2 separate regions of the Homo sapiens genome follow, and region 2 is linked to region 1. Evidence: chromatin contacts called from ENCODE Hi-C or POLR2A ChIA-PET data. All regions are on one chromosome and are shown on one strand. The core of a region is the stretch at or near the end of the contact, and the rest is flanking DNA. Distances in the headings are between cores, read along the strand shown. Region 1 overlaps AGAP1 (ArfGAP with GTPase domain, ankyrin repeat and PH domain 1). Region 2 has its middle 25 kb from the start of AGAP1.

Region 1 (4,447 bases), core at 723-3,222:
TCCTCTCCTGAGCACTTCAGCCAACCAGGGCTTCACTACGGTCTGAATCACAGAAGGAGACTGACAAGGCCAAAGCAGAAGTTCAAAAATGTGGTTTGGGCCAACTTCCTTATATTCTGCCAAAAGGAATCTGATGAAAAGACCCCAAGGCCTGCATAGCTCATGCACAGCCCGGCCTCCAAACATGACTACCTCTTCCTGCTGCAGGACAGCTGGCGGTGGCAGAGGGAACATGACATAAGCTGCCTTCGCTTGCAGCCAGTGACCCCCATGCCGGCCCCAGTCCAGCCCTGGATGTGCCTGGAGAGTGTGCCCCACATGCCTATTCCCTGAGCTCCACCCATCCACCTGCTTGAGGTCCACGTGTGTCACTGGCAGGAACCAGCCATCTATGAGCATCTTCCTGTGCAAGTGGCCAGGCTTTGCAGACTGGACTGGGGACTGCCTTTACTCAGACACTAGAAATGGAGACCAACGAACACAAAGAGACAGGGCAGGGCGGCAGGTTCTGTGCATCACAGAAGTGGGTGGGAGCGGCAAGAAGGATGGCACTGCAGGGCGGGCAAGCCTCTGGCTCCTTTAAGAAAGACTTTAGAAACATCCATCTGGAAAGAAGAATCAGCAACCCCTGTGCCTCTGCCTAGGAGCATCCAGGCTGACCCTGGCGGCCGCGCTCTCCTCATCCCAGCCCCACCCCACGATGCTGAGAAGGCAACTGCTCCACCTCCTCTCCAGGACCCTCTACAATTGAACTGGCTGGAGAGAAAGCATTGTTTGAAAAACTCAAGAAACAATTCTGGCCAGGCACCGTGGCTCACACCTGTAATCCTGGCAATTTGGGAGGCCAAGGCAGGCGAATCACCTAAGGTCAGGAGTTTGAGACCAACCTGGCCAACATGGTGAAACCTTGTCTCCACTAAAAACACAAAAATTAGTCAGGCATGGTGGCAGGCGCCTGTAATCCCAGCTACACGGGAGGCTGAGGCAGGAGAACTGCTTGAACCTGGGAGGCAGTGAGCCAAGACTGCGCCACTGCACTCCAGCCTGGGCAACAAGAGCGAAACTCTGTCTAAAAAAAGAAAGAAAGAAAGAAATGGTTCCGTGATTTTAAAAGGGAAAGGAAAGAGAAGAAAGAAACAGCTCCAAGTGGCATCAAGGCATTTTTCAAGGCACTTGGAACCTCCAACCACAGGCGTGTAAATGGACCATCCTCCCTAAAGCTGGAGCCCTTCTGGTGGTTTCCTGAAAGGCACTGGGAACAGCAGGCCCACATGCAGCAGGGGCTTCTGATTAAAGGGCTGTAACACAGCAGCATGGCCTGGCGTTTTCTTTCCTTCCCAGGAAATCAATGCCCGGGCACAGGTGCCCCATCTCTACTCTGGGGTTGTCAAGAGCTCACCCCTGGGCCCTGGGAGGGACCTCAAAACAAATGTCACTTGGCCCAGTCACATGCAAACTTCCCAAATAAGAAACCCAAATAAATGGTGCGGAGCAGCTAAGCAGGCCACTCTCTGCTTCAGCGTGAGCACCGTAAGGCAGGCTGGACCACGCTAATTAAAATGAGATGCTCAAGATCAGAGTTCCTAATTACCTGCCAAATTAATGTGCTGTCTTATAGGCTCCTTCTGCTTCTCCCAAAAGTCCTACCTTCACTCAACCTTTCTATTTTTGAAGATCACTTTCCCCAGAGCCCTTCGGCAGGTCTCCTGCAGTGACTGGGTGGTATTAGTTACAAATAAGCTTCCCTAAATTTCTGGCCAGAGGTGAGTCACACAGAAAACCTTTGTCCACCCAGTAAGGGGTCCAGGAGGGCTGACCTCAGAGGGCTGGTCTTGGCACACGCCGCACCACGGGGTGGGGTGGGAGGCGGAGGCAACCGTGCTTCGGGATCCTTACGTGGAAGTTCCTTTCACTTATCAAGTGAATCAAGCCATTGTCGGGTGGAAATACGACGTCAGTTGCTCAGCATGAGGAGTGCCACTTACGAATGTCACATGTGCTCAGAGGTGCCCTGAACGCTCCTCTCCTGCACCCCACCCTCACCTGCTTGAGACTCTGGCAGTTGGCTCCCTCCAAATCCAGGGCCCTGGAGGCAACTTTCCAAATGCTGGCTCCAGACGTAAACTGTACCTGGGTCACCAGGGACCAGGCTCCACTTCACGCACAAATGCCACACCCCCAAATGTGAGCCAACAGGCCAGAGAGATGCGTGGACTCGCCTTCTTAATATTGACAATGATGATTCTAGCAGAAGCAATTGTTTACTAACTACTCACCATGTGCTAGTGACCTCAAATCAGTTCTTAACTAATCCTAGCAACACAATCATGTAGTTTTTAAAACTAGCTGTGGGATTAAAGGAGAAGTATGTAAACAACTATGTTTTATTAAAAATTCACAGGAACATCGTGACCTGACCAAGACAAAAAAAAACCCAACTTCCTCTGACCCCCACTGCCTCCCAGATGTCCAGTCGTTGGTCATCTCTTGATCTCAACCCCCTCCTCTTCCCCCAGCCCTTAATATAAAAAGCCTAAAATCTGTACTGACTTAAGACAGTACTTGAGAATGTTAGTTCACCATCTTCTTGGTTTTCAAATATACCTGCTGTTTCTCCCACCAACCCTTGTCTCTCAAGTCTGGCTTTCGAGTGGTGAGTAGCTGACTGTATATTCAGTTATAGTATTAATGCTACTTGCAGATGAAATAAAGCAGAGGCTCAGAGGAACCACCCAGCTAGGGAGCTGACTGAAAACTGAAACCCAGATGTGGCTGTCCCCATACCCTTCACTGTGTCACACACACAATCAGATGCACATGTGTGGATGTATGTGTGTGAGAAGTTACGACCAAGGCAGGCGCTGCCTCTCTGCACTCCTTGAGCCCACAACAAGGCCTCCAATGCTCTGCAGAGTCAGAACCCGGCTCAGCAGAGAGAGATGGGGCCCATCACACTCTGTCAGGCACTGCATTCTGCAGCTGGCTTTCTGAAACTCAACTCTCTCCACTTTGGCCACTGCTCTCTCCTCACTCTTCACCTCTCTGAACTCTCCTGGTCTCCTTTTCCTCCATTCTCTGGGTTAAGCCTCTCTGCATCCCTCACCCACAACCCAGCTCCAAACCTCTGCCAGGTGTGTGTGCACCTGCCCATACGCCGCATCCCCAGTGCCTGGCCAATGGGAGCAGCATCCCCCTACACACATTGCGGGTGAGCTCATGAGGGCAACTGAATCCAGGTGTGAATGAAGGAGTAGCAGAAAAAATCCCACACTTCCCAGGAAGTCCATTTCCCAGTGCTCTGCACTGCACTCAAGCAGCCAATGGCTCTACTTGACTTAGTTGGTCTTCCTGACCTCCAACAATGCCAAGCCTTAAACACATAATGAAATCCCACTTGCATTATAACGACACCAAGGCAGCACTCCAAACCTGGCTTCCTAAGCTACTTCCAGTTATTAAATGTCCCCGATAGGATTTCTTGGCACCAATGTCTCTCTCTTTCCTGCAGAAACTGTATTTCTCAACACCAGCAATAAGCAGAACTGCAGGTGGTTCTCAGAAGCCCTGTCCAGACTACCGCGGCCAGAGTTACGGGGCAATGAACACCAAGCACACAACAAACACTTCCCTGCAGGCCCCTTCCAGCGGGTGGCAGTACCGCGGCCAGTTATGGGGCACTGAACAGCCAAGCACACAACAAACAGTTCCCTGCAGGCTCCTTCCAGCAGGTGGCAGGGACCAGAGAAAAAAACATTAGCTCTACAACTCCAACTAGAGTTCTTTCAAGAAATCTTGTGAACTTCCTTTTTAAAAGACGGTAAAATTAACCAGGAGAAAGCTGGGATCGCCCTCCTGGCTCCTCACAGCTGAAAGACAGCAGTGGCCGCCTCCAGCATCACTAGAAGCTCCTGAGGCCCAGCAACGCTCAGTTTGTGTTCTCCAGAGGACCCTCTTTCTACGCCTTCAGGATCTACCAGTCAAGGTGAAGAGCAAAGGTAACATTCAGAGAAAGTCTTTTAGGGTTTGTCCTGCTTTCCCTAAAGATGCTCCACTCACAAATGCTCAGCAAACATCCTGCAGGAAAGAAACAGCACCCACCTGCCACGTGCCTTGGAAAGAAAAACGTTTTAATTAGTCTCACAAAGTGTCCTTAGAATGCATGCAGCTCAGGCTGGCAATGGTAGTTGATGCCTATAATCCCAGCACTTTGGGAGGCTGAGGTAGGTGTATCCCTTGAGCCCAGGAGTTAGAGACCAATCTGAGTATCACTGGACGACCCGTCTCTACAAAAAAAATCAGCCAGGTGTGGTGCTGCGCACCTGTAGTCCCAGCTACTTGGGAGGCTGAGCTGGGAGGACGACCTGAGCCTGGGGAGGTTGAGGCTGCAGTGAGCTATGATCAAGCCACTGCACTCCAACCTGAGTGACAGAGTGAGACCTTGTCTCAA
Region 2 (4,447 bases), core at 523-3,022, 85 kb after region 1:
TCATATAGGCTTTTCTGCAGAGAAGAGGCTGGTGGAGTGGTATGTCCATGGACAAGCTGGGCTCAGATGGTCCAAGAGCTTCCCTGGTGGGCAGGGCTACTGCTATGGACTGAATTGTGTTCCACCACCCCAATGCATATGTTGAAATGCTAACCCCCAATCTGATTGTATTTGGAGATAAGGCTTTCAGGAAGTACTTAAGGTTAAATGTCGTTCTAAGAATGTGGTCCTAATCTGATAGGGTTGGTGGCCTTATGGAAGATCTTGTTCTCTCTGTCTTTCTGAGTGCACCAACCAAGAAAATGCCATGCGAAGACATAGCAAGAAAGTGGTCATCTGCAAACTAAGAACACAGCCCTCAGCAGAACCCAATCATGCTGGCACCCTGATCTTGGACTTCCAGCCTCCAGAACTGTGAGAAATAAATTTCAGTTTCTTAAGTCTATAGTATTTTGTTATAGCAGCCCCAACTGACCAAAATAGCTACTGTCTTCCTGGCTTCCTGGCTCTATTCTTGTCTGAGCAATTCCTCCCAGCAACTCATAGGCACAGAACACCATTATAACCCAGCTGGAAAGCAATGTGGCAACATGTTGCAAAAATGGTTATGCCTTTGGCCTTGTCGTTCCAGTCCTGAGTATTTTTAGGAAGCAATTTAACAGGAGGAAAAAACTGCGTACATTGAAAATGCTCCCTGGAATGATATCTTGTAGGTCATCAAATCAAAAGTATTTAACAATATATAACTATCCAACAATAGGGAACTGTGTGTCAACTTGGTAAAATGTGGTACAGTAAGACCGCAAGTAGTAAGGTTATACAGAGATATGGAAAATATATATATATATATATATATATATATATATATATATATATATATATATATATTAGATGCAGTTTCGCTCTTGTCATCCAGGCTGGAGTGCAATGGCATGATCTCCACTCACTGCAACCTCTATCTCCAGGTTCAAGTGATTCTCCTGCCTCAGCCTCCCGATTAGCTGAGATTACAGGCACCCGCCACCACGCCCAGCTAAATTTTGTATTTTTAGTATAGATGGGGTTTCACCACGTTGGCCAGGCTGGTCTCGAACTCCCAGCCTCAAGTGATCCACCTGCCTTGGCCTCCCAAAGTGCTGGGATTACAAGCGTGAGCCACCACACCCTGCTGAAAATAGATTTTATAGTATATAGTTTAAAAAGGCAAAATGCTACAACTTGTGAGTATTTTAATTAGAAATATGAAAAACATGCACCCATGCATAGGAAGATAGGAAGAAAATATGCCAATTAATTAACTTAGGGTGGTGGGATGTTAGGAATTTAAGCAATTTTTCCTTATGCTTGAAGTTTCATTGTTTCTACAGAGAACAAAACAAGGCTTATGCTTGTCAGCCTGCATCCTGAGCAGAGCCTGTTTTTCTCCTCCAGCTAAGAGTTTCCAGACCCACAAGAGGCCTTTGATGCCACAGTCCCATGGGGCTGTATTTTATAATAGAAGAGAATATCCACTTGTTACAGGAACTGCATCCTACACAGCAGTGTAAACCGTCACCGCAGTCCCCCGACAGCCTTCTCTGCACCTTTCCATTAACCTCGCACCTGAGCTCACCTCTGGTTAATAGAAAAACCTCCATAAAGCCTGGAGCCAAGACTAACTTCAATTTTCCACAGCTTTACACTGGCCAGCCATTTCTCACACTGGGGTGTCACATGATTTGCTTCTCATGACAAAATTCCCTGGAACCAGATCCTTCTCTGAGTCAGAGCTGAGTCCTCAAGCTGAGCTGAGTATCGGGTAGCAGGAGGGAGGTTATGCTCAGCCTGGCCATTTTTGACATTGAGACATCAGGAACGGGACTGCCTCCACTTCCCTTCCCAGTGACGGGCAGGAGCATCTCCTGCTTCCGTGTGTGCCGGGGCAGAGTCCATCTGACAGCCCCTAGACTCACAGGGTCTTTTTATCTACATTACTCAGGTGCACGCTGTCCTTCGGAATTAAATTTACACAGGAAGTGGTGAATATTCTCCATTGATACAGCACCTTTATTTACTTTTGAGTCTGTTTTATTTTCAATGTAAACAAATGAATATATGGCAAAAAAAACACCCCAAAAAACACAAAATGATCTAAAGAAAGAAACAAAACTATATCCCCACCCACCAGTTCTACTCACTGGGAGTAATTATTGGCAAATTCCTACGTATCCTCGGGTCTATCTTGTTTGCATATGAGCAAAATCTGTATGAATATTCTGTATACCTTAAAAACAAAACAGGACCAAGTTAGGATCATACTGCGCTTTGTTCTAGCCCTACGCTTTTCACTTAATTATATATCTTGGGGATCTTATCAGCACATATATACTTTAAATTTTTTATTTTTGTGGGTACATGGTAGGTGTATATATTTATGGGGTACATGGGATGTTTAGATACAGGCATGTAATGTGTAATAATCACATTCTGGAGAATGACGTATCCATCCCCTCAAGCATTTATCCTCTGTATCATAAATAATCCAATTATACTCTTATTCTAAAATATACAACGAAATTATTATTGACTATAGTCACCTCATTGCAACACTTTTTTTTTTTTTTTTTTTTTTGAGATGGAGTCTTACTCTGTCACCAAGCTGGAGTGCAATGGCGTGATCTCGGCTTACTGCAACCTCCGATTCCCTGGTTCTCTTGCCTGGCTTCCCGAGTAGCTAGGATTACAGGCATGAGCCACCATGCCCAGCTAATTTTTGTATTTTTAGTAGAGACGAGGTTTCACCATGTTGACCAGGCTGGTCTCAATCTCCTGACCTCGTGATCCGTCCGCCTTGGCCCCCCAAAGTGTTGGGATTACAGGTGTGAGCCACTGTGCCTGGCCAACACATATATTTTTAATGGGTGCATAGTATCTTACTTATAGCTGTAGCATAATTTATTTACATAGACATAATTTATTTAATAGACATTTCAGGGATTTTTCTTTTTTTAAAATAACAAATGCAGCTGCAAGTGAGCATTTTGTGCACATAACTTTGTGCACATTTCAAAGTATATTTGTAGGGAATTTTTTTTTTTTTAAGACAGGGTCTGGCTCTGTCACCCAGGCTGAAATATGATGGCATAATCATGATTCACTACAGCCTCCACATCCTGGGCTTAAGCAATCCTTCCTCCTTAGCCTACTGAGTAACTGGGACCACAGGCACGTACCACCAAACCCGGCTTATTTTTGTATTTTTGGTAGAGATTGGGTCTCACTATGTTGCCCAGGCTGGTCTCGTACTCCTGACGGAGCTGAGGCCAGGTGTTCGAGACCAGCCTGGGCAACATAGTGAGAGGCCAGCCTGAGTCTCCCAGAGTGCTGGGATTACCTGTGTGAGCCACTGTGCCCAGCCTGGTAAATTTTTAATGATGGAAATACTAGGTCAAAGGTAACATGCACTTAAAATGTTGATTTCTGCTGGCAAACTGAATAAACTGCTGTAGTTTATTCTTCTACCATCAATGTGTGAACCTACCAGATTTTCCACATTCTAGCAAATGATGCATGCAAACTGTTTAATTTTCCCAATGATAGTTGAAAAGTGGCCTCTTCCATTATTTAATGATGATACTATCATTATTTAATTTGCATTTTCTCAATTCTGAGGTTAAACATCCTTTAATGTATTTGTTGGCCATTTATATCTTTTTGGTTCAGTGAAATGCCCTGTTCTTGACACATTTTTTTCCTCTTGGGTTTTTGTCCTTCTATATTATTTTATTAAGGAAATTAGCTCTTTTTCTGCTTGTAGATTATAAATCTGGTTTTTTTGTTTGTTTGTTTTACCATTTGAAGCCTGTTTATTAGATTATTTTTCACAAAGAGGAAATTTTAAATTTTTATTTAGCAATTTGAACAATTGTTCTCTGTTTTTTAAGTTCTTGCATTGGTTTTTAGGTTTTGCATTGATTTATCTCCATTCCAAGATTTAAAAATCCATGTTTTGTTTTCTTCTAGTGCTTTAATAAGATATATTTTTAGGCCAGGCACGGTGGCTCACGCCTGTAATTCCAGCACTTTGGGAGGCCAAGGCTGGTGAATCATGAGGTCAGGAGTTTGAGACCAGCCTGGCCAACATGGTGAAACACTGTCTCTACTAAAAATACAAAAATTAGCTGGGCGTGGTGGCGCGTGCCTGTAGTCCCAGCTACTCGGGAGGCTGAGGCAGGAGAATCACTTGAACCCAGGAGGCAGAAGTTGTAGGGAGCTGAGATCACGCCACTGCACTCCAGCCTGGTGACAGAGCGAGACTCTGTCTCAGTAATAATAATAATAATAATAATAATAATAATAATAATAATGTTCACTTTTACATTTAAATCTTTGAACAGTCCAAAGCAGCTTCATTCAGTAGAACCTCCTGTGTTGATGGAAATGTTCTGTGTTGTCCAATATGGCAGCC

Evidence for each region. Hi-C counts contacts between places; a loop is a spot of excess contacts on that map. ChIA-PET counts read pairs that join two places held with the same protein, here RNA polymerase II (POLR2A). Pooled maps may share reads with other maps.
Region 2: a loop to region 1 is called in a pooled map, with 2.0 times the contacts of the local background. The contact joins two enhancer-like sites. A Hi-C loop is called at or near these places in 2 of 50 pooled maps. POLR2A ChIA-PET finds 5 or more read pairs at or near these places in 2 of 52 experiments (H1 and PC-9).

Annotation. Positions count from the first base shown.
Region 1 is chr2:235,551,321-235,555,767 of GRCh38, reverse strand. The region is part of intron 1 of AGAP1 (ArfGAP with GTPase domain, ankyrin repeat and PH domain 1); the gene reads right to left. Among named protein-coding and RNA genes, the nearest start is that of TNRC17, 36 kb to the right of the region's middle. Within about 2 kb of position 1,972, at least 3 of the 41 ENCODE cell types and tissues checked have a DNase peak (open chromatin) inside an H3K27ac peak, as active enhancers do; they include PC-9, where a contact is called at or near this core.
Region 2 is chr2:235,466,501-235,470,947 of GRCh38, reverse strand. No RefSeq gene overlaps it. Among named protein-coding and RNA genes, the nearest start is that of AGAP1, 25 kb to the left of the region's middle. Within about 2 kb of position 1,772, at least 6 of the 41 ENCODE cell types and tissues checked have a DNase peak (open chromatin) inside an H3K27ac peak, as active enhancers do; they include PC-9, where a contact is called at or near this core.